Linked DNA regions of Homo sapiens: region 2 is linked to region 1. The links are chromatin loops, found by intact Hi-C in ENCODE. Cell type or tissue: PC-9. All regions are shown on one strand. Links, peaks and the distances in the headings refer to the core of each region. The heading gives the core; the rest is flanking DNA. Region 1 overlaps MKLN1 (muskelin 1). Region 2 overlaps MKLN1 (muskelin 1).

Region 1 (15,479 bases), core at 4,999-12,998:
AAATAAAAAAAAAGTTGTTTCCTTTCTTCAAATATTTCCCCCTTTGTAACTGTTTTAAGTCTACCAGTTGTATAAGCCCACCAATTATTATCTTTTAATGTTAAATAAAACACTATACGAAAACTGTAAAGTCATGTACTCTCTAACTAACACGCTTTAGGCCTGTACATATGGAAGCTGTCATCTAAGTTACATCCCACCATGCAGGGTTACAATTCAAAGTGTACTTGGAAATGCTAGAAGACTATTTAAGAAAACCTTTTGCCATTCACAGAGTTAGGCTATCTTCTACAAGATTTCTGTCATATCTGCATATAATTTCAAACTCTAAGTAAATTTTTCAAGTGATTTGTCTCTTCTATCCCCCAAATACCACGGGAAATAAAAAAATGCTTCACTGCTTTCTGGATAAGAACAGGCCACTGGAGCAGGACTGAGTTCTAGTACTAACTGGGTGATCAGTACAGGTCATTTAAGCTCCCTAGGTTTTAGTTTTTTTCATCTGCAAAACTCTCAGTGTTGTCAAGTCCTTCAGATATAAGTTATATGAGGCCAGGCATGGTGGCTCATCTGAGATTGGGAGTTTGAGACCAGCCTGGTCAACATGGTGAAATCCCGTCTCTACCAAAAATACAAAAATTAGCCTGGCATGGTGGCACACATCTGTAATCCCAGCTACTCAAGAGGCTGAGGCAGGAGAATCACTTGAACTCAGGAGGTGGAGGCTGCAGTGAGCTGAGATCGCACCACTGCACTCCAGCCTGGGCAACACAGCGAGACTCCATCTAAAAAAAAAAAAGTTACATGAAAACATTCTGAAGGCTGTCAAGTATGAACATCATTTCCACCTTTAAAATATACATAAAAATGAAAAACACTCTGTAGTTACTAAGTACAATAAAAATGATATTATAACTGACTACATGTCTAATTCAGTACATAAAACACTTTTGGCACTGTATAAGTGTGAAATAATGCCAATTATTTTAAACTACAAAAAAAACACTGTCCTATCTTGGAACTATAAAACAATCCATTATCATCGTTAAGTAACATTCTGTTTCCAAAATGGCACACAGTAATACTCAGACACATAATTTTACAGAAAAAAAAAATTAAAGAATTTTCATCTGGCTTAAAAATTATTTGCCAAGTCCTCACTATAAAGGAAATTAACCCTGTTAAATTCTGAAGCCTGGAGAGGGGGTATATAACTAAAATAGCAATAGCAATTGACCTTTTGTTTTATAGTGTTTCTGGGCACCCTCTGGATAAGGTTACCCTGGTTCATTAACTTTAATAACCCTTCCTCTTGGGCTCTGGGTTCTCAATGTTCTTTCTGAAAAGCAGGTCTCTTTGTACGCATAAATTCTCACAGCAAAGAAAACCCACATTTCCACAACAGCCTCATTGATAGCTGAGCAAAATAAAATCTGGCACGCAGTAAGCATCCTAATGGAATTAAGCCAAGATGTCATTCCTATCCATGAAAGCTTTGTGGTCCCAGCTGAAGTTTAATAGTAAAATTAAATGAATCGGATGGAAACTGAGCCTTCTGACATACCTGAATGAAAATGCGTAACAAAAATTTTAATTAATTCATCTAATTATTTAAGTCATGCAAAGAAGAACTATTATCCAGAAACAGACACCAGAAAAGGTATTATTTAATGCACAAAGGATATCAAAGACCTTTAAAAATTATGGATATAATTGGAGAGAACTGTAGAGAGAAGGAAGTAGAAAGAAAAAAGAAAGCATTAATATTTGCAGTAGGGTAGTAGATTGGTTTATGGAAGCCCATTCTCATGCTTATAGGTTCTATAATAATTCATGTACATCTGGGGTAGTACGATCCTCTTCAAGGAGCAACCCCTTCACCCCTTCTCTATATTTTTTCTGAATGGGATATAGGCTATAGTGTCTATCCATTTCTCCCAGCACTTTGAGGAATGTTTATTCAACACTTTTTGAGTACTGAGAATTCGCAAAGCACTTTAGAGAATTCAAAAGAAAGAAGACATAGTCCCCAGTCCCTATCCTCAAGGAACTTACAATCTAGCCAAGAATATCAAAAGGCAAATAGAGCAACATAACGCAGGGCAGACTAAATGTCATAAGAAAGATAAACAAGGTAAAAAGCACCATGAGGGTTCAAAAGAGGGAAGACAGTATATCTGGCTGAGGGGACTCAGAAGAGATTTCATGGTAACAGTGGTATTTGACCTATGCACCAGCAGGAAGGCAGGATACAGAACAAAAAAAAAAGAGGGCTTTTCAAACAGAGTAAAAAGAATAGCAAAAGTATAGAGACAGAAAAACACGTCAAAAGTGTTTTAATGAACATGTACTCTAGTCAGGCAGATCTTGGCTACAATCCTGGCTCTATCACCACAGCTATGTGACCACCACACAGTTCCTTAACTATTGGTTTCTTAATCTCTAAGATGTGATACAGTATCTATCCCATAAAGCTGCTGTGAGAATTAAATTAAATTAAATAATGCATGTTAAATGGTTAAACTGTGTGATGAATAAATACACTGTTTGATTTAAAAGAACACATAGGTAGGAGGTGGAGAGGAGGTTAAAAGACAGGTGTGTCCAGATCATGGAAGGGATTAAATAACAGGATAAAGACTTTGAACTTGACTCCACACAGACAGTGGAGAAGCCACAGAAGATCTTAGGCAGAGGGGTAGCAAGGTAACATCTGAACTTGCAGCATACAGGACTGACTGAAGGAGTTGAGAATGACAGGGATTGGAGGTAAAGTGGCCTATGTTCGAAACGGCAAACAAATTTCATTCTAAAACACTGAGTCAATCACCAATCAATCTATTTTTCATTACTTAGGCCACAAAAACTAAAATTCAACCACATTCTTTGGTATAGTACATGTACCAATTTGGTACCAGTATAAAACAAACCCTGGAGCTACCGACTACCAGTAGTACCAATCTACACATCTTATATGCACTAAAAATAATGTAGAAATGTAAGGTATATAAAGACATCTCAGTGTCTTTTTGCACAATGGAATAGGCTTTTTATTTTTAGTGCCCAAGTGCAATATCTGTCTTCTACTTTGATTTTTAGGATAAATCAGACTGTGCTGATTGCATAATCCTCCACAAGATGGCACACTACTTTTGTAATTAAATCAGTTTTTCCACTCTGACACTGTATAGGATGTGTATACTACGCATTGACATAGCCTGGGCCCAAAACTTAGACAAAATTCATGTATCAAAAAGAAGAGGCAGGGGAAGGGTTAACAGGCTGGTGAAAGAAGTTACCTTAATTCTTAGTTAAGACACCGAGAGAAAAAAATTTTTTAAAAAAAGGTTTTAAGAAACAAATTTATCTTTAAGATAGAAATAAAACTCTATAATATTTAGATAGAGTCTGAATGCTTCTAAAAGTGAAGTTCAGTAAGACTTAAATTAACATGACAATTTTTGAAGACAGAAATATTTTTGAATTTTTTGAAGAGGGGAAAAATATTTTATATGCTCTTTACCTTTCCCTTCTTAAGCCATCCCCTTGAAGTATCATGACCCAGCAGATCATCAACTGAATTCACTGCCTCCCTTTTTAAATAGAACTGTATTCTTACATAAAGCTATGATTACAACACTATCTAAATCTTTTGGGTGAATTCAACATACAGTTACTTTCCTTACTAAAAGGCTGAATTGTTATGCCTATGACAATATACTTTGTATTCCTAATGAAGTCTGCATTTCAGAATTCTTTCTGTTAACAGTGTAAAAGAAAGATGCACATTACTTTCAGAAGTACAGCCATATGAATAAATTTGTAATAGCAACCAAAACCCATGTTTAGGCACTCTCTTCAAAAGTTTCTTTAAGGAACATCAAGAAAAACTATGTGGTACCACATGTAAAAAAATAAAAGCACTTTCAGGCCGGATGTGGTGGCTCACTCCAGTAATCCCAGCACTTTGGGAGGCCGAGGCAGGCGGATCACCTGAGGTCGGGAGTTCGAGACCAGCATGACCAACATGGAGAAAGCCTGGCTCTACTGAAAATACAAAATTAGCCAGGCGTGGTGGCACATGCCTGTAATCCCAGCTACTCAGGAGGCTGAGGCAGGAGAATCACTTGAACCCAGGACGTGGAGGTTGCAGTGAGCTGAGACTGTGCCATTGCACTCCAGCCTGGACAACAAGAGTGAAACTCCATCTCAAAAAATAAATAAATAAATAAAAATAATAATAAAAGCACTTTCATATAATAGCTACAGAACAGTTAAAGGTTCAAATTTCTACAGAAAGGCTCTTCCAAGTGACAAGCAACTCTCCATCAACTTCTTTTGTAGATACCAAATATTAGAGCTTTGCCTAAGTCTTCATACCTATTCTGATTGAGAAAGAAGAAAAAGGCTTAAATCGTAGGTTCTCAGAACGTAATGAGAGTTACACAACAAGGAACAGCCTAACACAATGGAAATTTATTAATATATTTCTAACTCAACAGACTTCCACACTGAAACAAAATAGACGTGGCTTTTCTCTTTCTATTCACTGTTCTTTTCCCAGTCGAAACCCAAGTCACAGTTGAAGAATCTTAAGTGGAGAGGTGCCAGGTATAGGGATTACAATTAATAAAACTGATCCAGTAGGACAAATTCAGTAGGACAGAATACAACATTCCTTCTCTACCATGGCATGAATGATAGGATTCCCTTAGGAGGGAAGAAAGCTTTGAAAATTAAATAATAAAATTTGTGCCATCATACACCTTTTAAAATGGTCACTGTATCCTTAGAGAAGACAGCAATATGGGAAAAAAAAAACCCTACAGACTAAAAAAAGAAAACAAAAGCTAGGTACTATTAAGTTTCTAATATCTAAGAAAACAAGGTATATGAGACACCGGGAAGCAACAATTGCTTTAAAATATAAGCCATGTTAAATAAGCTGAAATTAACTTTATGAAGTTTTACTCTAGTGAAGGTGTTCTTTTTTTAAAACAATTTCCGGAGACAGAATCTTGCTCTGTCGACTGGACTGGAGTGCAGTGGCACAATCATAGCTCACTGCAGCCTCGAACTTCTGGGCTCAAGCCATCCTCCTCAAGCCTCAGCCTCCCACAGAGCTGGGACTACAGGCACATGTCACCATGCCTGGCTAACTAAAAAAAATATTTTGCAGAGACAGAGGTCTTGCTGTGTTGCCCAGGCTGATCTCGAACTCCCAGCCTCAAGTGATCCTTCCACCTCAGCATCCCAAAACTCTGGGATTATAGGTATGAGCTACCATGTCTGGCCAGTGTTCTTAATTTTGTGAGTTAGTAAGAGTCTCTTTGATTATCTGAAGCCACAGATTTTCTTCCTAGAAAAAATTTGCAAACAGACAACATGTTGCACCTAACTTCAACAGATAAAGAATCCTTGTGCTAGAAAACTTTAAAATGCATACTTAAAGTAATAACTGGGCTTCTTTAAACTATATTTTACTACTTATGCACCAGTTTTGTTAACATGGAATTTCCTGGTTGTTCAAACTCTACTTAGAGAAAGTTATTCTTCACTACTAAACCTACCTGATCTTCATCAAGAAAATTCTTATATGCACTTTAGTATTTTGTCTCAAAAATATTATAAATATATTTATGGTGTCCCTTCCTAAGGCACCAATTATATAAAAGATTAAACAAATATACCAAAATAACATTGGTTTTTTAGAATGTGGAATTATGAGTGAGTTACTTTTTCCCCTCAACACTGCTTTTCAAGTTGTTTTAAACTTTTTCACAAACTTTTTAATTACTTTAAAACATTTCCATAGTGAAATTTTGTCAAATTATGCAAAAAACACACAAAAGAAAATTCCTTTGAGTCATATAAAATTCTCTCAGCATAATTAATCACTGCTGCATATTAATATATGGCATATCAAATGCATGTTATATAAATAATATATGCACATACAAAATACATTATTTCATTTAACTCTCACAATTACTTAGTTTATTATCACCATTTTAATCAATACAATTCATTCAAGATCGAATAAGAAGTCAGGGGTAGAGCCAGGATTCAATCCCAGGGATGTCAGACACCCAACTCTCCTTCCCACAAACTTAACACCTACCTATTATATGTGGCTGCCATATCATTAAGATCTGACTAGAAAGGTTCTTTCAAAGATTGATGATAAATACAATCTCTTTGAAAGTGATTAAGATCAACCTGATAATTAAGGTAACTGCTGATCAATAACAGGGCTATGGTACCTAAATGATTAAATAGATACTTAGAGTATATGAAAGCCCTCAGTAAATTATGCTACTAATAGTCATAATAGAAACACAGAAGAAATTTTGGAGAGAAAAACCCAAGGATACACCAGATTGTGCACTTGAGCCCAAACCAAGTTCAGAAAGCAACAAATTTTACTTTAACAAATGCAAAGCTCTATATTTAGTTTTTCTACCTAGATCCCGAAGTAATGATAATTACAGCTTTGGGAAGCATAGTCTAAATGGCATAACAAGTAGAATCTGAAAATTTAAATATGTTCGAATATAACCAATAAAACAGATCCACCACAGAAAATATTAGTATAATAAATGACATAATAACCTGATCTACTTATCAAGGTTTACAGCAGTATCTGAATACAGTTTCCAGGTAAATATTTTTCTTTCTACTCAAAGGAAAATGAATTTTAAAACTTTGATCCAATCCAACAAATATTTAGTGCACATCTACTCCATTCTAGCCTCTATAGTCATAAAAATAAATAAGGCAAGATCCCTGTCCTTCCCCCCTTGTCCATGGGGGCTGGGAAGCTGGAGAGACAGCAATGGTATATACAATACTTGTGTGAACAACTCTAAAACAATGTGGAAATTATTGTAGTAATAATGGTTTGAACAGTGTTACATAAATGTAGAGGGAATTATTACTTTGGTTAGATCTATCTCCTGAACCTCAAACTAATATATCCAACTGCTTACTTGACATACCTATGTAGATGTCTAATTGGCATCTCAGACTTAACTTGTCTAAAATCAAGTTGCTGAACAACCCACCATATTACCATATTGGATCCTCTTGTTGTACCCATCTTAGAGAATGGTTACACCATTTTTCTAATTGCTCAGGTCAAAACTTTAAGTCATCCTTAGCTTCTTTTTCTCACACTTCTCATCCAGTTCATCAAAAAATCCTGTCAGCTCTATATGATACCTTTTTTTTTCTAGTTTCTCTCTCTCTCCCTGCCACCATGTGCTCCCCCTCTCTCTTTTTCTCTTTCACCTTCTCATACTCACTAATAGCTACTCTTTCATAAGCAGCCAGCTGATGGGCTCATTCCACATACTATCTTTTTTTTTTTTAATTATACTTTAAGTTTTAGGGTACATGTGCACAACACGCAGGTTTGTTACACATGTATACATTTGCCATGTTGGTGTACTGCACCCATCAACTCGTCATTTAGCATTTATATGATACCTTTTAAAATACATCCAAAATGTGACCAATTTTCAACATTACTACTACCATTCTAGTATAAGCCAATGCTATAATCACTTCTCAGGTGAGCAATAGGATCCTTAAAGGACTCGCTGCCCTTCACTCAATTTGTTTTGTTAAAATGCAAGGTCAGTTCATAGCATTTCTTAAACCCAACAATGGCTTCCCACTTCACTCTGCATGTAGGTTAAAGTCCTAAACAAAGTCCTAAAAAACTCAACACAGTTTGTGCCCCCAGCTATTTCTCTGATTTCACCTCTTCCCACTCTCTTTCTCTGACTTCACCTCTTCCCACTCTCTTTCTCACATACCTCTGATCTAGCAACAAAAATTCTGGAAAAAAAACCAAGAGTAGTAGAAAGGTGGCAATGTTTTACTTTGTAATAATATCAGTTCAATAATGAATATCACCTGTATGAAGACACTTTATTTGAATACCTGGTTCAGCAGTACTTACCATAAAATGTCAATTAAGATAGGGATTAAGTCCTTTAAGAATATCTGTAATGAGGCCAGGCACGATGGCTCATGTATGTAATCCTGGCACTTTGGGAGGCCAAGGCAGGATGATCACCTGAGGTCAGAAGTTCAAGACCAGCCTGGCCAACATGGCACAACAATGTCCTACTAAAAATACAAAAATTAGCTGGGCGGGCGCCTGTAATCCCAGCTACTCGGGAGGCTGAGGCAGGAGAGTCACTTGAACCCCGGAGGCAGAGGTTGCAGTGAGCCGAGATCATGCCACTGCACTCCAGCCTGGGCAACAGAGCGAGACTCTGTCTCAAAAAAAAAAAAAAAACAAAAATATATATATATATATATACATATATATATGTAATGAATCTTCCCAGAAAACTACACAAAAACAAAAATTTTGCACACCGTTTAAAGACTATCATGGGCTCCCTTAAAATCTATTCATGAAGCTTCATGTAAACAAACATGAAATAGCCAAAGGACTGAGAACAGAACAAAAAATCGACAGCAATAGCTAGCTGAAATAAAAGATTGGGAATGCCAAGGCATGAAAGTTGTTAGACTTCTGAATAGTATTTTCTGATTTCTTTTGTTTTCTCTTGATCAGAGTCCTGGATTACCCAGTCACAACTAGAGACCTGTTTAATTTAACCTGAACCATAATTTCAGTCTTGTGAAAGTTCAGAGCTTTTCCTATTGAGTTCCAGGGCATGTTTCCTCATATTTCTGCTTCCAGACATTGGAATCCACAGAAGTTGCCTCACTACTGTCCTACCTCAGTTTGAACCCCAAACCTAATTGTCTCACCAGTATCTACCAAAAAATAAGTAAATAAAAATCAACTCCCAAATCAATTTTACTAGAGAAAACTTCTAAGAATTTGGTGAGTAAAGACAGAGTCATGTCATGAAATGTGGCATTCTGCCATCCTGCTGGCTCTACTACCACTTATCTCAAGCTTGTCCAACCTGTGGCCCATGGGCTGCATGAGGCCCAGGATGGCTTTCAATGTGGCCCAAGACAAATTTGTAAACTTACTTAAAACATTAAGAGACTTTTTTTGTGATTTTTTTTGTAAGCTCATAAGCTATTGTTAGTGTATTTTATGTGTGGTCCAAGACAATTCTTCTTCCAATGTGGCCCAGGGAAGCCAAAAGATTGAACACCCCTGATTTATCTCTCTTTTTTTTTTTTTTTTTTTTTTTGAGACGAAGTCTTGCTCTTGTCTCCCAGGCTGGAGTGCGATGGCGCAATCTCGCCTCACTGCAACCTCCGCCTCCCAGGTTCAAGTGATTCTCCTGCCTCGGCCCCCCGAGTAGCTGGGATTACAGGCACCTGCCACCATGCCCGGCTAATTTTTGTATTTTTAGTAGAGATGGGGTTTTACCATGTTGGCCAGGCTGGTCTAGAACTCCTGACCTCAGGTGATCCACCCACCTCGGTCTCCCAAAATGCTGGGATTACAGGCGTGAGCCACCGTGCCCGGCCATCTCTATTTCTTGTTCCATTTCTCTGGTGCTAACGAGACAATTTCTCTTAGTGTTACAAAAATAGTTCCTTCTACAATCAGGTCTCAGTATTTTACTTTGTACTCCAAAGCACCTTCACAAATAAATACAGTTCTTTTCCTAAAAAGAATGCTGTTGAGTAAAATTTTCTCCAACTTATAATTAAGTAGAAATTTTAAAAATACATTTTAAATAAAAAAATTTTAAATCACTGGTAATTGTACCACCAGACGTAACTAACGTCAATATTTTGGTATGTGTCCTTCTAGTCTTCCCCTCTATAGTGAATGATAAATTTAAAACGAATCATCACTTCTATCCCTATTTCTGTACTAAGATATCAAAATGTCGACAAAAGGTTTCAGATAGCTCTTCTTGGAAACATATTTTTTGAACGTAAAAAATAAAAACAAAAAAACAGAAGAGGAATTCCACCTCCAAATGTTTTATATGCCATCTCTATTACTGATATCAAGGACCACCTGAATCTGGTGAAATCCTTTCGACCTCAATGTCCACGTATAGTTAGTACTGTTTCCACACTATATGTGGCAATGGTAACATACTGAAAAGCATGAGAACTTGAGCAACAGACAACTGTATATTAAATGACCACCCATGATTTCTTTTAAAGGCTGAAAAATCTAGTTTTGTCATCAACCATGGGCCTAAATAAAGTTTGACCCAGAATTCATAACGAATAAAAGAAAAAAAGAAAGCACTCCAAATAGGTACAAAATGGCTCTAACTAAAATATCTACTAACAGGATAATTCCCCAGATTTTCTTTGGTAGAAATATTTGCTTAAAAGTGTATTTCTAAAGTACTTCTGTAGCTTTCTATAAACTAGTGTCAATATTGAAGTGTGGATATAGGCCGATTTTTCTTTGTACACCTTCACTAACCTATAATAAATCCTTAGAAGCTATCAAAAAGAGATTACTCTTTTAAAGGTCCCATCTGGAGTAAAATTCCATGACTACAATAGTCATTCTCGCTACGCTTTCTTATAATTTCTAAAGTAAATCTAGTAGTTACTCAAATAACATTTTTCCTCTTTGAGTTTTTTTTTTTTTTTTTTTTTTTTGACAGGGTTGCGCTTTGTTGCCCAGGCAGGTGTGCAGTGGTGTGATGATGGCTCACTGTAGCCTCCAATCCTGGGCTCAAGCAATCCTTCTGACTCAGCCTCTCGAGTAGCTGAGACTACAGGCATACACCACCACATCCAGCTGATTTTTTTATTTCTTATAGAGATGGGGGTCTCACTATGCTGCCTAGGCTGGTCTTGAACTTGTGGGATCAAGGGATCCTCCCCCTTTGGCTTCCCAAAGTGTTGCAACTACAGTCACGAGACAGTCACTGTGCCTAGCTGAAATATTTTTTTAAAGGGAGTAGGGGTAAGGACCCTGACCATCAAGACTTTGCTGAAATCCTACCCCTAATGCATAAAACAAAAATATTATAGAAAAATATCTAGGCCTTTGCGCCACTGCACTCCAGCCTGGGCGACAGAGCAAGACTCCATCTCAAAAAAAAAAAAAGAAAGAAAAATACCTAGGCCTTTATAACTTTATTGTAAGTATTTCAAGGCTCTCTGACCTGAAAAGTTAGATTTTAATTCTCAATGACTTGCTCACACTAAGTTCTGTCATGACATTTGCCTATTCTTTGAATAATTTTCTGTTTTCGAATTTCATGGATTATAAAAAGAGGAAAATTTTTTTGTCTTTCTTACACATGTACTTTACCTATCACATATGGTTCATCTCTCATAATAATTAACACAGTAAGCACTATGAAAATTCCTTCTGCCTCCCCAGATAAGGTGAACTTTAAATGTTAAAGTAAACCATATTACTTTTATATTTAAGGAAAGTGCATTTTGCTTTAAAAGGTAAAGGCTCCTTTCAAATAAACATAGATTTAGTATATTATTATAGCAAACTACAACCAAATTTGTTTGAAAGGGTGGGCCGGACATGGTAGCTCACACCTGTAATACAAGCACTTTGCGAGGTTGCAGCAGGCGGACTGCTTGAGCCCAGGAGTTCAAGACCAGCCTGGGCAACATGGCAAAACCTCATCTCTATTTTAAAAAAAGGTTGGGCAGGGGAGGGGTGTTTAATAATATTTTCCTTATAGTACTGATGGAGAAAAAAGAAAAGCATTACAAATTCTACTCTATGTTCAAAAAAAGGGGAAGCTACTGTGTAGACAATCTAAAAACAAATTTTCATGTCTATATTCATAAATAATTATTCTGGATAAAAAACCAGTTTGTATATAAATCTAGCTCTTTAGTAAATAAGCATATGAATATTTATTATACTCTCAGGCAGAAAAAAAGATGCCTAAGACTCTATAGCTAATTCAAGCCTATTTCTGCAGGGCAGAAAGGCATTTGGAAAGAGGGACCAAAATTAAGAAAGTGAATTCCTATACCTTAAAAATGAACCTTTTCCAAAGAGACCCTAATAACAGTCTCAAACCAGTTCAGAGGTTATCATAGAAATTTAGCTTTTAATTTTAAATTAAAAATTATAATTTCTCTTCTTACAAAAATTATGAAAATAAATTCATGTCAAGAAGACTTAGTGTCTACATTGTAACCATTTTTATTCTTAATTATTTTAGAATATGAGTCTCCAAGCAATTATTTTATTCCCGAAGCACTATGAGTTGGCATAACACACAGTATAATTGAGCATTCATTACGCCTGGAAAGAGTGGTATTCTATGCAGTAAAGTTTTCTAAAATCCAATAATAAAATATAGCTATGGTAGATTATTGGTATTATTTGCTTTTTAAGCTGCTAATCTGAGACCTATTATAATGTTGGCATTAACCTCTAAATATTATGGTAATTAAGTTTTCCTAGGTTTTAGAAACTTAAAAAAAAGTTTGCTACCAAGCTTCAGAACAAAATTTAAAAGACAGGAAAAAAAAAAACAAAACCAAACAAAAAACAACAACTAAATTATTTACAGGCTTGTGAACAGTTTTTAGCAATTAATGGACTTACCAACACTTAGCTGCCTAATTTGATATCTGCTTCCTCTAAAAATATATCTTAGTTCTCTTTATTCCAGTAATTCCCATATTACTCTACTATATAAGTGCAACAAAAATCCAGAAATACACCAGTTTTCCATGAAAATACAACACATATAAACTAGACACATACACACACATACAGACACACATAAAAGGCCGCATGTTAAACTTTTTTTAGGTAATCTAATTTCATTTGTGTAAGAGCCCCCCACCCCCCGCCCCTTCCTTACCTGCCACTGCCTGGTTTAGACGATGCCTGTAGCCAATGAAGATTTTGCTTTCCACTGCAACTGCTACTCACCTGTTTGAACATCAATAACCATCTGATGGCCTCCTCTCATTCCTGGACGGTTATCTTCCCCATCACCTTTAGAAGAAATAATAGTTTCTTTTAAAGGAATAACAAAGAACAGCATATCCAGAGTAAATTTATTCATAAGTCTGTAATCAGTAGTAAAAATAACCCACCCTTATTTTTTCAAAATATTAATAAGTAAAAGGACTCATAAAAGTAACAGTATGACTCAAATCTGTGTTTATAATAATCTTGTTCTTTTTTCCAAATGCTTTCAGGACATTAATGAACTTGGAAGTTATTTTTGATTTATTTATGATCAATGCCACAAACCAGCAAAGACACAGAATATTATACAAAAACATAAAACAAAAATCTCTAAGCTACTTGAGTGCCAAAGTGAAGGTCAAAAACAATTACAAAATTAGATCTCCCGTATATATTCTAGGCATAGTTCATTAGTATGATGAGCAGTTTTAAAGTCGAGTTATCAAACTATTTACTGAAAACAAAGATGCTATCAAGTTTTATATTAATGATATTAATTTTGTATAATGTATACAATTATTTTGTAAAATTTTTGTATAATTTTGTACTTTGTGTAATTATTTTATATAACTTTGTATAATGTATAATGTATTAATTTTGTGCCAATATTTCAGCAATCAGTTCCCACCTAATTTACCAACTATTTTATGTAAGAACTGACTGAGGAAATCTAAGATTTACTTCACTTTGATTCTTATTTCCATCACAGAGCTTAATAGGCAGGTTTAAATACAATCAGTAAAACTTTATTTAAACTTCCAAAAGAGAACACTATTATTCAACTTGTATCTAATCTTACTTTACACCAAATCTTACATAAATAAAGTTATGGCCGGGCGCGGTGGCTCAAACCTGTAATCCCAGCACTCTGGGAGGCCAAGGTGGGTGGATCACCTGAGGTCAGGAGTCCACGACCAGCCTAGCCAATATGGTGAAACCCTGTCTCTACTAAAATACAAAAATTAGCCGGGCATGGTGGTGGGTGCCTGTAATCCCAGCTACTCAGGAGGCTGAGGCAGGAGAATCACTTGAACTCAGGAGGCGGAGGTTGCAATGAACCGAGTTTGCACCACTGCACTCCGGCTGGGCAACGAGAGTAAGACTCCATCTCAAAAAAAAAAAAGTTATAAATTAATTTCAGTAGTTCAAAAGGTTGTAAGATTCTAATGTCTTACTTGATATGAACTAGAAAGCCTAAGGCTTTCTTCATAATTCTCCTATTAGTTGAAATATATTACTTTGGCTAATAAGTTTCCCTGTATTGGCTTTCTCCTAATGTAAAATTGAGAATATCCAATTTTATACTAATTTTACAAGGGTGCTATGAAAATGACTGAAATGTCAGTTCTTATATACAGAAAATAAGATACAAAACTGAAGCTTTTCATTACTACTGTATTCAGCGGCTAATCATCCAGAAGTTCCCTCCAAATCCTTTATCCTAATAGTTAAGCCTTTAGATTGTGCAATTTATTATCATTGAAGCTTTGCCCTTTTCTTCTTTCCTTCCCTCATCAGTCAGTACCGTATCGCCATCTTTAAGAATAGATTTAGAAAGCATATTCACCCCTGAGAGGTCTGAGGGAAAAAAGAAAGCACTAAAATGAATTCATTTTCAGTATGTTTGTATTTTATATGTTGAATCCATTAGTTTGCAAATACACAATTACTGTCTGTTTGCTATAATATGTGTGTCTTTGAAGAAAATTACCTCATACATGACTGATAAAATAGGAGAATGATGTTCATGTAACATCAATTATGGAGGTTCTTAAGCAATTTTCCCCTGCATATTAATATGCAATACTATCAGGAGAAAGCTTTCTCACAACTAAAGAGAAGTCCTTAGTAATATATGAAGACCACAATGAAAAAAGCTCAGTATCCATAGAACTGCCTTCCTTTAACACAAACAGTTGCATTAAGAAATTGCTACACTTTCCACTATGTTAATTATCTGGCAAAGCAGTGAGTACAGATGAAGAAGTGACAAAACCTCCCCCCTTATATGAAAATAAGGTATTCATGAAGAAGACTATACTCTGGATCCGATTTCAAGTTTTGATGAAAACAGTCTTTATTAGAAGCAAATGCCCTCTAGGATCTACATTTCAAAGACAGAGGCATGAGCCCAGGGCTTAAGTCTCTAAACACACTATGATGTTCAATATAAATACCTAATTTAAATGTACTGATATTTATTTTTATTACAATTATTACACTAGTTTTTATTAGTAGCTGGTTATAAAGTTCCACAGATTTAGAATGGTCTTCTGCCTTTCTATTTTTCTTATATGCCTTGCTAGGTTTAGCAAATAATTTTGCATAACTTAAGGTTTTCAAGAACATGTGTATGGCATTACAACACAGCCTATAATTTTACACCATGCCTCTAACAAAGCAGTTTATAATGATATTCTGTGTAAAAGCTGCCCAACCTTCTGTTACGGCAGTAAATCAAAAAGGTTTAAAAAGAAAATTTTAATATAACAAATGAATTGTGCCACCTAGTTAAGGAACCTATGCCTTGTTTTAAACATCTGCTTTTTATTTATTTTGCTGTGGTTATTGTTTTGTTTTTTGAGAC
Region 2 (15,479 bases), core at 3,182-11,181, 70 kb after region 1:
CCATGTTCCTGCATAAAAAGACTCATCATAAAAATACAATTCTATGTTAACTTATAAATTTAATTAGACCCAAAAATAAAAACAGGTTTCCCTATGACCATACAACAAATAAGGCTGATACAGTTCACACAAATAATAAATTTCACATTAAAAATTAAAAGGATAAAAACAGCCAAAGAAACCCTGAAAAAGAGTAGAAGAGCAAGGAGAGAAGACTAGACCCTGTCAGATGTTAAAGCATATTATGAAGTCTCTGTAATTAAAGCAGCAAGATATTTATACATGAATACACAATCAGGAACAGAATACAAAACAGTGAAATAAAAGAGTGGGCTGACTGCAGTGGTTCGCACTTGTAATCCCAGCACTTTGGGAGGCCACGCAGTAGGATTACTTAAGGCCAGGAGTTCAAGACAAGCCTGGTCAAGATAGTGAGACCCTGTCTCTACCAAAAAATTTAAAAATAAAAATAAATAGAACAAAGCACATAAAATTTAATAAATGATCAAGATAGCATCATAAATCATTGGGGTTGGGGGAAATATGAGCTTTATAATAAATGATGTATTTAAATGTTTCGATAGATATAAATGATGTACAGCCATTTAGAAATAAAATTAGATTTGTGCCTCACATCATCCACCAGGTTAAATTCCAAATGAATCAGAAAACTAAATATAAAAACATACAAGTAACAGAAGAAAACACAGTTAAATCCTTTACATCCTGTCACTGAGAAGACACTCCCTAATTCAAAAATCCAGAAAAAAATAAAACTTGACACATTCAACTAAACAATGATGCAACCTTCAGAAGGGAAGAAATGAAACCATCCCTATTTTCAGATGACATAATTTGCCTACGTGAAAAATCCCACAAGATTTACGCCCCCCCCCACAAAAAAAAATCCTAGGACTAATGAGTTCAGCAACGTTGCAGGATATAAGATCAACAATCAAATGCATTTCTATATACTAACACTAAACATGTGAAACCCAAGATTAAAAGCACAAAACAATTTACAGTTGCTTTAAAGGAAATGAAGGAAGAATATTTTTAACAAAACATGTACAGGATGCTCTGTATCCTGAAAACTACAAAATGCTGATAAAAGAAATTGAAGAAGACCTAAATAAATGGAAGACATATTGTGCTCGTGGACTGGAAGACTCGACATAGCAATGATGGCAATTCTCCCAAAATGACCTACAAATTTAATGTAATTCCTATCAAAATCCCAGCAAGATTTCTTTTAGACATAGACAAGTTTACTCTGAAATTTACACATAAAACACAAGACCTAGAATAGCCAAAATAATTATTTAAATGAGAATAAAATGAGAGCGATCACTCTATACAATATTAAAGCTTGCTCCATTATAAAACTGCATAATCAATAAAGTATAATACTAGCAGATGGACAGACACATATCATTAGGACAGAATAAAAGGCCCCCAAAAGACCCACACATATATGCCCAACTGGTTTTTTTTTTTTTTTTTTTTTACAAAGGTACAAAAGCAATTCAACAAAGGAAGAATAGCCTTTTCAACAAACAGTGCTAGAGCAACTGGACAACTATAAGCCAAAAAAAAAAAATTGACCTAAAACTCATACTTCATTAAAAAAATTAATGAATCATGAATGAAAATGTAAAATATAAAACTATGAAACTTTAAAAAAATATAAACATAAGACAAAATCTTCACGGTCTAGGACTAGGCAAGGAGATCTTATACAAAAAGCAAAATGTATAAAAGGAAAAATTGAAAAACTGGACTTCAGCAAAATTAAAAACTTTTATTTTGAGAAAGACTTTTAAGTGGTTGAAAAGGTAAGCTAAAGACTGGGAGAACGTATTTCCGAACTACATACGCAACAAAAGACCTAAAACATACACCTAAACACACACCTAAAACATACACCTAAAACATACAAAGTACTCTTGACATCCATCAGGTAAAAGGCAAACAATCCAATCAGAAAATAGGTAAGACATGAATACATTCCAGTAAGCAGTTATACAGATAGCAAATAAACACGAGATGTGCAACATTACTAGCCATTAGAGGAATAAAAAAAAATCAGATATCACTATATGCCTATCATAATAGCTAAAAGATAAAACAGTGATGACACCAAATGCTCACAAGGATTCAGAGAAACTGGATCCCTCATACATTGTTGATGGGAATGTAAAATGGTAACCCATTTTAGAAAAGGGTATGAAGGTTTCTTACAAAACTAACCACTACAATCCAGCAATTGGACTCTTCGGCATTTTTCCTAGGGAAACAAAAACCTATGTTCAAACAAAAACCTGTACTCCAATGTTTATAGTAGCTTCATTTCTAATAACCCCAAAATGGAAACAATCTAGATGTTCATCAACTGCTGAATGGTTCAACAAATTGTGGCACATCTAAATGAATGGATACACATGTAGATGTTTGTATTTGCAGCGGAAGAACTAGCCCATTGTAAAGGGAATAAAAAGTGTTGAAGGGACAGAGGTGGAAGCTGCATAGTTTAAAATCTGAAACCATGCAAATGTTTTACATGCAGAAACAAAAACAGGAATCACTAAAAGCTGAAAATAAACTAAAACAAATGAACCTGTGTATCAAGTTGGTGACATAACCCACAGAAAATAATAAAAAGAATTATTCCAACTGACCTTAGGACACAGCATTTTTACTATCTTCAGTAGAAAACAGTCTAACGGCAAAAAGAATCTACAAAGAAATGTTAAACTTCACCCAGTAATAACACTGATATTACTTTAAATTTATGTTTTAAACATATTTATGTGCACCACACACACATAGATAGGGCCCAAAGCAATTATATTAATGTTAATACTGGGAAACATTTTCAACTTAAAAAAAAAAGTGTAAAATGAAAGAAGTTACAACCTCACAAATCAAATTTGAACTGGAAATAGCAGTATAAATTCAAGATATTTTTTCTCTTAAAAAAATTTATTTCCTAGCTCTATCACCTAGAAGGATCTAAAAGAAATGACAATCTGGTAACATTAAGTATCTCCATTTTCCAATTATGCACTCTGAACATCATTCTTCGACTAAAGCATGTTATATAAAGTCATTTTCCTATGCCAAAAAGCAAGAAAATAAAGAATGGGGTCATGTCAAAGGAACACAGGAGAGAGCCTGAAGGGACTCCCACTGGCCTAAGATGGAACCATCTGGCATCACAAATAATGACTACTGAAGTCATTTAAAACACAATGAATAAAGAGACTAATGTTCATAAATGCTTTTCGTTTTTAAAAAAGAAAAAATTAATTAGACACCTGGAGGTATATAACAACTCACTATGCTGAAAACTAGTGATTAAAAGGAAAGAATTAAGCATTTGTCTTGCTTTTCCAGTAGAACTGTATTTCAGAGTAACCAAAAAGCTCAAATAGACAAGGGAAAATTTTATCCAGGAAAATTACAGCTAGTAAATGTGAAAGGAATGGTAAGATGAGAGAAATCCAATTTTGATACTTCTACTGAAATAGTTTATTCTAACAATGAGTTATCTTTGGATATTAACACTATTAATGAAAAGTGGATGGCTTTACAAAAAAGTTGTCACCACCACATTTTGTGCCTCCTGAAGTGATAAAATACAAAGTATATGGCACCACCTAGGGAGTGGTCTTTCTAAAAAACTGATGGAGGCCAATGTGGGAGGATTGCTTGAGGCCAGGAGTTTAAGACCAGCCTAGGCAACACAATGAGACCTTGACTCTAAAAAAAAAATTTAAAAATGAGCCAGGCATGGTGGCACACACCTGTAGTTCCAGTTACTTGGGAGGCTGAGGTGGGAGGACCACTTGAGCCCAGGAGGTTCAAGGCTACAGTGAGCCATGATTGTGCCACTGCACTCCAGCCTGGGCAACAGAGCAAGACCCTGTCTCAAAAAAAATCTGATCCAAAATCTAAATAAGGCTTTCTGTTTAACTCCCAGTATATATAAAGCATGACAAATAGAGGAATTAGTCAAATGCCACCATAGAAACAACTGAACATATCTAGAATAGGGGAGCTTCTTCAGGACAAATGACCTGATTTCTTCAACAAATCAATGGATAAAAAGAAAACAGCAAGAGGATGGGAAGACTCTTCTTCTTCTTTTTGTTTTTTTAAAAGAGACAGGGTCTTGCTCTGTTGCCCAGGCTGGAGTGCGGTGGCACAATCATAGCTCACTGCAGCCTCGACCTCCTGGACTCAAGCAATCCTCTTGCCTCAGCCTCCAAAGTAGTTGGGACTACAGGTGCACACCACCACACCTGGCTAATGGAAGAACTCTTGATAAAAAGAATTGTAAAAGGGACATAACAACAAATGCAATAAGCGTTTGGATCCTGATTCGAACACACTATAAAAAGACATTTTTTAGAAAACTGAAAATTAAATATGGACTAGGTATTAATTGTAATTAAAGAATTACTGCTAAATCTGTTAAGTAAAATAATGACATTGTGGCCATAAAAGAAAATGTCTCTGGCAGGGCAGTTCAAAGATGGCCTCAAATGATCCCCACCACTGAGAATTCACACCATTGAGTAATTCCATCTCATTGTAATTTCATCTCATTGAGTGTAGGTTGGCCTAGTGACTTGTTTTTAATGAAGAGAATATGGCAAAGGTGATGGGACATCATTTCAGGGCCTAGGCTACATAAAACTGTGACTTCCACTTCACTAGCAGACTTTCCCTTGTTGGCATTGATGAAGCAAAACACCACATTAGAGATGCCCACGTGGCAATAAACTGAGGACAACCTCTGGGCAACAACTTGCAAGAAACTGAATCCTGCCAACAATCAAATAAGCTTAGAGGCAGATCTTTCCCCACTCAAGCCTTTAGGTGAAACCACAGCCCCAGCCAACATCTTGACTGTAGCCTTAGAGACCTGGAGCAGAAGACCTCTCAAATCTATGTCTAAACACTGGACCCTCATTGAGAAAATAAATTGTGTATTGTTTTAAGCTGCTAAGTTTGTAGCAATTTGTTATGGATTAATAGATAACGAAGGCCAGGTGCAGCGGCTCATGCCTGTAATTCCAGAACTCTGGGAGGCTGAGGTGAAGGAGTGCTTGAGCCCAGGAGTTTGAGACTAGCTTGGGCAACATAGCGAGACCCCAACTCTACCAAAAAAAAAAAAAAGATTTTAAATAAAATGAAATAAAAAATAACTAATAAAATGTCCTCTTCTTCATGTATACTGAAGTATTTAGAAATAAAATAACATAACTTATATTTACTTTAAAATATACCAGAAGAAAGAGAGGTGGGTACAAATACAGGTTGAAAATTACAGAATGTCAATGGCCTAGCAAATAGCAGACCATTGTAGTATCGTTAGTTACCATCACTCAAAGCAAAACTCAAGTCAACTTATCACTACCAAGCAACTGAAAATAAGCATGTAGTAATTATCTCTAAGGATTCAAAACACTTTGGGAACACATACCTACAACATACTCCACAAGAATGAATGGAGCGACCACTAGGAAAAAAGAATGGCAACAAAATAAAACAAACATTCCTATACAGAAGTTTGATAAAATAGGAAATTCTCACTAGACAAAAATGAAACTAAAAAGCTCGCTAACATGATTTGGTGTCTCCCCAAAACAAAAAAATCTATCTGCTGAGACACTCATATAAAAATAGTCCTCAATTGCTGAATATCTCAGAAGGCTTGAATTATCAATCTTTTCAGAAATTAAATGACCCTTCAGAATATATTTCAAAACAAAGAACTATCCCTTTTCTACCTAATGCAAAGATCATTAAATTTGGACATGATCTGGCAATGATTTACTGCTTAGTACACACATTCTTCAAACCTCAGACAATATAACAATATATTCACAGAGGGATTAGAAAGATTTAAGGCCGGGTGCGGCGGCTCATGCCTAAATCCCAGCACTTTGGGAGGCTGAGGCAGGTGGATCACAAGGTCAACAGATAGAGACCATCCTGGTCAACATGGTGAAACCCCGTCTCTACTAAAAATACAAAAAATTAGCTGGGCGTGGTGGCACGCACCTGTAGTCCCAGCTACTCAGGAGGCTGAGGCAAGAGGACTGCTTGAACCTGGGAGGTAGAGGTTGCAGTGAGCCGAGATCGTGCCACTGTACTCCAGCCTGGGCAACAGAGCAAGACTCTGTCTCAAAAAAAAAAAAGATAGATTTAAGAGATCAAACTGCTTCTAAGCACTCTCAAAGGCTTCATTTATATGTAATTAATTTTACTAAAATAATCATTATCATCTAATTATATCAAGTTCTTAAAATATCTTTGTTGGGCAACAATGTAGCTTAATATGAACTATAACATGTGGATGTGGGGGAGGGTGCATGTCTTTAAAAAATTACTCTGTAATATCAACTGTTTGCTATTTTGCATCAAAAAAATACCTTCAGAATCTAAATCCCTCATTTTGTATGAGAAAAAAATAAAAGGCTAGAGAAATTAAATGACCGATCTAAAACTACCAATTAATCGGTGGTAGAACTGGGATTAGAACTCAAGTCCCAGTCCTAGGTCAGTGTTCTCTCTATACCATACTGTCTCAATTCTTTCATGTTTTCCTTTGCATCAGATCCAGCTTTTGCCACAGTATAATACAATAATTTAAACTGTACTAAGGATGACAGGTCAAACCAATATTAACTAATCCAAATCTGCTTACTTAATAAGAACTCTCCTCTCATACCCATAATAGGTATCTTTGACCAATGCCCTAAGTCCCATGGTAAAGCATTTTTCAAACTCTCTTCCTCAGAGATACTCCAGAGGATCTACAAATATTTTTAAATTACATTTGTGGGACCCTGTCTTTAAAAAAAAAAAACCCAACGACTATAGTTAACTCTTAAAACTATTAAAAAATTCAGAAGTATTATACATCAAATATTACCGCAATGGATAATATCCTCTATAAAAACTTGTGTACCTTGTTTTGTGTTAGCTTTGGAATAAAACTTCTCCCAACATCTCTGCATATATATGAATTATTTTCTACATGTGTCCTTGATTAATGGCTGTAGTTGTATGCTGGACTTTCAAAAACTCATTTCCATATATATATCTGTTCGCATAAAATTCACAAATAAATTAACACCTAGAACATATCTGATAAATAGGCAAGGCTGTTTTAATGCTCTCTTCATATATTAATAAGAGATATGTCATATGGCAAATCACAATATAGATAGCTGTAGCACAGAATACAACTTTGGAGTGCTTTTCTGTTTAAAATAATATATGGAACATGAGCAGTTTAGTGATATAACTGAAATCAAGTTTATTACAGGTAATAACTCTCCTCACTCAACTGTCAGACAACTCACACTTATGTATCTTAGAGCTCTCAGCCTTTCCTTTGTTAAATACAGAATGTTCATCAGGTCACAAACCATTAGTTTGTTACTATACTATGATTACCTCACATGCCAGCCAACATTTGTTTCAAAAGCACTACTGTCTTTATAATTCGGTATCCATTTTTGCAATTTAAAAAATGTTATTGCACTGTATGAATGGAAAATAGAAACACAAAAGCTTACTAGTAATATTAATCCACTTGAAACAATAATAGGCATCAGATTAACCAAAAGAAAACTTCAGATACTAGATTTAACCAGTTTAAGTATAAATGAAATGCTGAGAAAACAGATTTTAAAATCACATCAAAAGGTAAAAGTAAACGAGCCAATTATGGATTTATTGACTCTCACCTCTAAATTCACTCTTTTTGTCTCCTCTTTGAAAATGGATTTGGGCCCTTTATTTTTCCTTTACCAGCTGGTGCAATGTTAAGCTGTGTCAGTAAGAGGGGGCAGGAGTCATCGCAGCAAGTAAGGGTTTTTTGTCTTTGGGTTTTTTTTGTTTTTGTTTGGCTTCTTGGTTCAGGTATGCTTGCCGTGCATGCTCTTGCAGCATACACAGCTTCTCTAGCTCTTCATTCCTGCCATACAGGTTTCTCCAGCATCAGGCTCCAGCAGCATATACAGCTTCAATGCCCAGTTCCTGTGCCTGAGCAGCTTCTCTAGCACCAGGTTCCTGCATCTGAATGCAGACTAATTATGGATACTTTTGCACTTACTCTCTTGACAATCAGCAAGGCTGTTCAAACTAATGACTTCAACTGAGCCTTTCTTTAGCTCAGATAAATTTTCCTCTATTTTTTCCTTTCGTTTCTATTTTGTTTCTAATCTCTTTCTAGGCCTATTATTATGTAGAAGGTGCAGGGCTGCTATATATAATTATGCAGGTTGCACCATGCACTAGAAGATCCCACTGAAGAGTGAAAGCTGAAATTCAGCCTGTGTCCCACCCATCAAGTCCTGTATCCCAGTCAAAGAGCATCATCTGCTCATTAAGCCATGTGTCCTGAAGGTGAGAAGGTGGACCTTCTGGATCAAGGCTAGCCTCCATTTCAATTTTTCATTAATATTTTCCTTATCTTTTTGCTTTTGTTTTAGATTCCAAGTCTTTTTTCTATCTATGCATGTAACTACAGAATAAATATATGTGTATATGTAATTATAGAAAAACAATCACTTTTGTGGGATCTTCATCATAGTCTAGTACTTTGGGCCTAGGCCCAAAATAATAGATTATTTTATAACCTAGGAGCATCAGCATTTTTAAAAGATTCACAAGTAATTCGAAAGTGCAAACTGCTGTCAGTTAATGGTGCACAAGCTTTTCTGCTCAAGTACCCTCTAAATTAATTTTGAAAATCTATGCACATCCTCAACATTTTTAAGTTGTAAAATGTTTCATACCTTATAATTGTTGCAAAGGTTGTGATTTCCAGTGTACTTTAAATATTGTTTTTTGGGTTTTTTTTTTTTTTGAGACTGAGTCTCGCTCTGTCACTAGGCTGGAGTGCAGTGGTGCAATCTCAGCTCACTGCAACCTCCGCCTCCCGGGTTCAAGGAATTCTCCTGCCTCAGCCTCCCGACTAGCTGGGATTACAGGTGTGCACCATCACGCCCAGCTAACTTTTATATTTTTAGCAGAGACAGGTTTCACCATGTTGGCCAGGCTGGTCTCGAACTCCTAGCCTCAAGTGATCCACCTGCCTTGGCCTCCCAAAGTGCTGGGATTACAGGCATGAGCCACCACACCCGCCCTAATATTGTTAATTTTTAATAAAGTTGTTATATGTGTTCTTTTAAAAGTATCAATAGAAGAAAAATACCATCATCTATTTTTTAAGTGAACAGCCTCTTCTTATACAGTCAAAAGTTTATATTATCTTGGTTTCTCCTTAAACTTCCCCCAAAGAATTTTACAAAATGTAAATGTAATTTTACTTATAGGCTGGAAGGTCTTTCATTTTTCACTCCTATGACTTCTCTGAGAAAATGCCACGTGAATTAAGATTAAACTTTTTTGGTTTTTGATCATGAGATTCCGAGTGATTTTTAAAATTTCTTCTGGATGTTATTATCAATTTCATAAGTATATTATTGACCAAAACAATATATTAAAAACTTTGACAGATGATGATTAAATATACAGTAAAGGTATTAGATACGATTCTCAAAGACACGTGTACTTTCAAAACAATTGTCTCATGTATATATGAATAAATATCACTGCTAGAATAAAATGGGATTCAACATCAACTCTGTACTTATTTTTAAATTTTTTTTTTGAGACACAGTCTCGTTCCATTGCCCAGGCTGGAGTGCAGTGGCATGAACATAGCTCACTGCAGCCTCGAATTCCTGGGCTCAAGTGATCCTCAAGCCTCAGCCTCTCAAGTAGCTAGAACTACAGGAGCACAACACCACACCCGACTAATTTAACGTTTTGTAGAGAAGAGGTCTCGCTATGTTACCCAAGCTATTCTCCAACTTCTGGACTCTATGATCCTCCCTTGCTCACATAAATAAATACAAGGGAGCTGAAGGAATTTCTGTTACTACAGTTTGAGAATCTGAAAACCCAAAATCAGAAATGTTCCAAAATCTGAAAACTTTTTGAGTTCTGACATGACACTGCAAGGAAATGCTCATGGGAGCATTTCAGACTTCAAATTTCAGATTAGGGATGCTCAACTGCTAAGTATATATTAACATAATGCAAATATTCCAAAATCGTAAAAATTCCAAAATCCAAAACACTTCCGGTCTTAAGCATTTCAAGTAAGGGATACTCAACCTGGACTGTTCCTGTACTACTAATTTTTTTTACCACCTTCCAAATTACATGCCAAAAATCGCATAACGAGCTATCATTAAAAATATTTATGATCTATCAGTCCAGGTGCGGTGGCTCATGCCTGTAATCCCAGCACTTTGGGAGGCCAAGGCGGGTGGATCGCCTGAGGTCAGGAGTTCGAGACCAGCCTGGCCAACATGGTGAAACCCCGTCTTTACTAAAAATACAAAAAAAAATTAGCCAGGCGCAGTGGTGCGTGCCTGTAATCCCAGCTACTCGGGAGGCCGAGGCAGGAGAATCGCTTGAACCCAGGAGGTGGAGGCTGCAGTGAGCCAAGATGGCGCCACTGCACTCCAGCCTGGGCAACAGAGCAAGATCCAGCTCAAAAAAAAAAAATTATTTATGATCCATCAACTGACAAATTGATTAGGTCCTCCTTTTATTTTGTTTAAAAGAATTGAGAACCACGTTTTTTGCATTTAACAAACAACCAGCAATAACAATACTGCTGGTGAATAGACCACACTTTTGAGGAGCAAGGGCATAAGCCACAGGCAAGTTCTTAGGCAGATCAATTTTAGGAAAGAATACACAAGAACAGTAAGGCTTAGGAAACTGAGTATTTTAAAACTATTTTTGCCCGCATACCCAGTGGAAGGTCTACGTGTAATCCCAGGGATAAGCATGCCTGAATTTGATGATACTCAAAATTAGCTACTAAAAACTGAAATTGCTGGGTCATAAGAGTACTTAAAATTTTTAATTTTAAACCATAGACTTAACTTTATTCACATCACTTTTCTATTAAAAAATCCTTTGATAGCTCCTCACTTTAAAAAAACAAAAAGAAACTCACTAACATGGGACATAGGATCCTATATAATTTGTGTTTATAATCAAAGCAATTCACACAAACACAACAATTCTCTATTTTTTCTTAGTTAAAAGTAGTATTTATTATTTGCTAAAATGAGATAATATTTAACATTTCAGGCAATACCCAAAGAAAAGGCACTTAAAAAATAAAAATCACCCCAATTACTACAACCCAGAGATAATCACTTAATATTTTGGTAAATATCCTTGCAATCTTTTCTATATACACAGGCATACAAATCATGTGTCTGTGTTTTTAAAATATAAATTGAATCAAACCGTTTTAAAATCAGGGTTTTTTTGCTGTTTTCTCTTTTACATGCCATTGTATCTGAAGCATTTTCTCTATATCATTAAAAAATATTCTAAAACTTACATGTGGCAACCCAATATCCCATCATAATTCAAGGATATATCAAAAGACTGTCTCATTAAATCCAATAAATCTTAGGGCAACACATCTCTATCAACAGCATTAGATATCTGCCAGAAGATTAATTTGCAATTCACACATTCTCAGATTTATATAAAAATAAGTGCTGCCCTGTATGCCCCGGAAAAGCAGGTTAGAATACCATAAAAAAAATCAAGATATCTTCATTTCCTCAAAAGAGTAAAATAAAATTCAAAGAGTTCTATTTTCAATATATTTAAATTTTTTACAGAGTAGTACATCCCCTAAATGCATTTGTGATAAGTGCTTGTTATCTTCTGATATGCAGAATCATAAAGAAACTATAAATAAACAGAAGGGAATTCATTGACAAATAATGAGGAGAATAAATGTTAATTATGCAGAGAGGAAAGTGGCAAGTGACTTTGGAACAGTATCAGCCAAGCTACCTTCAATAAATACAATAGTGTAACTATAAAATAAATCTTAACAAAAACTGAAAAGACTTACTAAAAGCATTAAAAAGGGTGAATGTGGAAAGAAATAAGGATAAGAACACCACTTCATATACACAAAGTCTAAGAAAGAAGTACATGATCAAGGACCCAGCCCATTAAGTGTCTTGTATAAACTTTAGGGAAAAGTCTACCTCCAAGTATCTTTCTGGTTATGACGTGCTACACTAGTCAATCTCCTAAATTGGAGCTGATGAATATGCACATGGGTAAGGATAAATTCCTACATTCAAGAAATGCAAAAAAATGGCAAAAGAAATTAAATCAGTACCCAAAGGAAGGCATAGCTCATCTTCCTCTTTCAAAGTCTCCCCTTAAGCCTTACCCAACAGTGGAAGCGCAATTCTCTGAATTTCAGTTCTGCAGCATTTACTGCTTTTGTCACTTACTCATACTTAGCCTTTGCTACCTCCTATTGAACCATGTATGGACAGTGTATCACCAGAGATTCTCTCTTCTACCTTCTAATAGATTAGGCTATTATCTGGAATCAGTAAGCACCTAATAATCTGTTTATGGTAAAAATAGGAATTTCAAAAGCCATAATACCACTATATAGCAATAAAAATATACATTTTTTAAAAAGGTTTGTCTTTAACCTGTCACCCATCATAGCATTTTAGGTTGTAGAAAATAGAGATCTCCATAGATGCGAAAGACTTAAACTTTCAGACCTAGATGTATGAATTTTCCAATCATCTGAAATTCTAAGCTCTGGAAGAAACTATTTTGTTAAACTAGAAGTTATTTTCAGCTTTTCAAAAATCTATGTCTCTCACTTCCCAGTCATCAATGCTGAAAGAAACAAAGAGAAAAAGATTAATTTGTTTTTAAAAAACCTGTCTTCTTTTGTGTAAGGAAAGAATTCATAAACAAGTTTCACTGCTTCCAAAAATATCTCCCATTTGATATTTCATATATAAACAAACGATATAAATTTTAGGAAAAAACACCGAGTTTCAACTATTGTCCCCAGCACAAACTGCTTAGCAAAGTATTATATGTGTACCTATGTGTGTACATGTCTGTACACTGATAGGTATGTATCTTCAAATATGAAGGCAGGGAGCTAATTCATGTATTCTCAAGAAAAATAAGGAAGATAAAGGACTAGCTAAACTGTCACAGAAAATTCTCAAAGTAATACATTTGAAGTCAAGCAATTTGCGATCTAATCCCAAATGATCACTTTCCTTACAGGGCTTCAATTCATATGCATTAAACGGTTTCTTGACACTACATAATAACAGAAAAAAAAAAAAATCAACAAAAAATCTGGCAGTTTCTCCAATAACGAAATCATAGTTAGCAAATGACCCAGAAATTCCACTGCTGGACATATACCCAAGAAATGAAACCATGTCCACAAAAAACTTGTATGAATGTTTATTATAGCAGCATTATTCATAATAGCCAATAAGTGGATATAATCCAAATGTCTATCAACTAATGCAGGGATCCCAAACCCCCAGGCCACAGACCAGTACTGGTTCCTGTAAGGAACTGAGATGCACAGCAGGAGGTGAGTGGCGGTGGGTTAGCAAGCATTACTGCCTGAGCTCTGCCTCCTGTCAGATCAGCATAGGCATTAGACTCTCATAGGAGCACCAACCTACTATGAACTGCACATGCAAGGGATCTAGGTTGGGTGCTCCTTATGAGAATCACTGTTGTTGTTGCTGTTTTGGTTTTGTTCCTTATAAGAATCTAATGCCTGATGATCTGAAATGGAACAATTTCATTCTGAAACCATCCTCCCCCATCACACCCCATCCATGGAAAAACTGCCTTGCACAAAGTCAGTCCTTGGTGCCAAAAAGGTTGGGGACCACTGTACTAATAAACGGCTAAACATAATGTGGTATATCGATACAACAGAATACTTACCAGCAATAAGAAGGATGTAGTACTGATACATGATACAATATAAACTTTGAAAACAACATCCTAAATGGAAGCCAATCACAAAAGGCCATAAATTATATGATTCCATTTATAGAAAATGTCTTAAATAGGCAAATCTATACACACCAAAAGTAGTTTAGTGGTTGCTCAGGGATGGAAGAATAAGTGGATAATAGCCAAAGGCTACAGTTTTCCTTTTGAGATTATGAAAATGTTCTAAAATTGACTGCAATGACGGTCACATCTGTGAATGTACAAAAAATCCATGAATCTAATACCCTAAAGTAGAAGAACCGTATGGTACATAAATTACATCTCAAAAACACTGTTACATTAAAAAAAAAAATCAACCAACAAATAATTATGTTCAAAGAATTAGAGGAAATGATCCCTAACTTAAAATTAATCAAAATACTGATACTCAAAAACTATTAAAAACTATTAGGCAACTCAGATTCTGTAATAAACTGCACTCTATAAATTTTTCAAGGTCTCATTAAAAATATTACCTATAAAATCATAAATAACTTCATAATAAAAATATTTTAAAACTCAAAGATTTAAATAAAAAGCTTTCTACTGTTACAAGTCTTTCCAAATATAATACCTCCACCCTAGATATAACCAATTTCACTTAAGACACTCTCAGATTTTGCTGAAACTCATTGAAAAAAATACAGAATGGACTTAAAACACTAATGTGACATTCTGAATATGGCCAGTATGACTCCTTACAGTCCTAAACCAAAACTGCACTAAAAAGAGAAAATTAATCAAAATGGCTAGTTAATTCACTCATTTACTCATTTAATAAATATTATGCTTGGACTACAAGGATGATGGAGGAAAATTCCATACATTCTATGGAGTTTTTGGTCTAGTTGGGAAGATAGCTATTAATCAAGTAATTATACATTTTAATACATAATTACAGGAAGCCGGGCACGGTGGCTCACGCCTGTAATCCCAGCACTTTGGGAGGCCAAGGCAGGTGGGTCACCTGAGGTCAGGAGTTTGAGACCAGCCTGGCCAACATGATGAAACTCCGCCTCTACTAAAAATACAAAAATTAGCCAGGCGTGGTGGTGCGCACCTGTAGTCCCAGCTACTTGGGGGGGCTGAGGCAGGAAAATTGCTTGAACCTGGGAGGCAGAGGTTGTAGTAAGCCAAGATCGCACCACGCACTCCAGCCTGGGCGACAAAGCGAGACTCCATCTCAAAAAAAAAAAAAAAAAAAAAGCCGTAATTACAAACTGTAAAAAATGATAGATAGGTACACACTGCTATGAAAGCATTTAAAGGCCAGGGGAATGGGTGCCAGAACAAAGGGGAAAGGGGGGTCAGGCAGGATTTCCTGAGAAAGTGACATTTTAGCTGATAGCTCGAGAATAAACAGGAGTTAGATTTTATGACTTTTCTGATGGAACTTCTTAATCAAAAGGGAAAAGGGAAGAAAGAGGACAGTGACAGGAAGGGAAAAGAAACATATCCAGGGTTGTTTAAAGTAGCTTATTATACCATTTCTATGTATATAAGACAACTTCTTTAACAAAAAATACATAGGTGATACTGGCCATAATAAA

The links. Peaks named below come from ENCODE experiments on the same cell type or tissue, not always from the same donor. Only the 100,000 strongest peaks of a DNase experiment are listed, where the experiment ranks them.
Region 2: it touches region 1 in a loop (2.2-fold over the local background); 8 of 110 quality-filtered maps call a loop at or near these places.

What each region holds. Positions count from the first base shown.
Region 1 is chr7:131,412,082-131,427,560 of GRCh38, reverse strand. MKLN1 (muskelin 1) reads right to left here. Exons shown (of 18, transcript NM_013255.5): 8 at 12,851-12,916. Among named protein-coding and RNA genes, the nearest start is that of MKLN1, 92 kb to the right of the region's middle. In PC-9, for the core only: no CTCF peak of the experiment used is centred there; a DNase peak (open chromatin) is centred at 8,860; H3K27ac peaks cover 630 bases.
Region 2 is chr7:131,339,932-131,355,410 of GRCh38, reverse strand. All of the region lies in intron 1 of MKLN1 (muskelin 1), which reads right to left. It overlaps LOC124901747 (a long non-coding RNA gene), which reads right to left. Exons shown (of 2, transcript XR_007060525.1): 1 at 14,023-15,479; 2 at 11,137-12,786. Among named protein-coding and RNA genes, the nearest start is that of MKLN1, 20 kb to the right of the region's middle. In PC-9, for the core only: no CTCF peak of the experiment used is centred there; a DNase peak (open chromatin) is centred at 7,990; H3K27ac peaks cover 1,356 bases.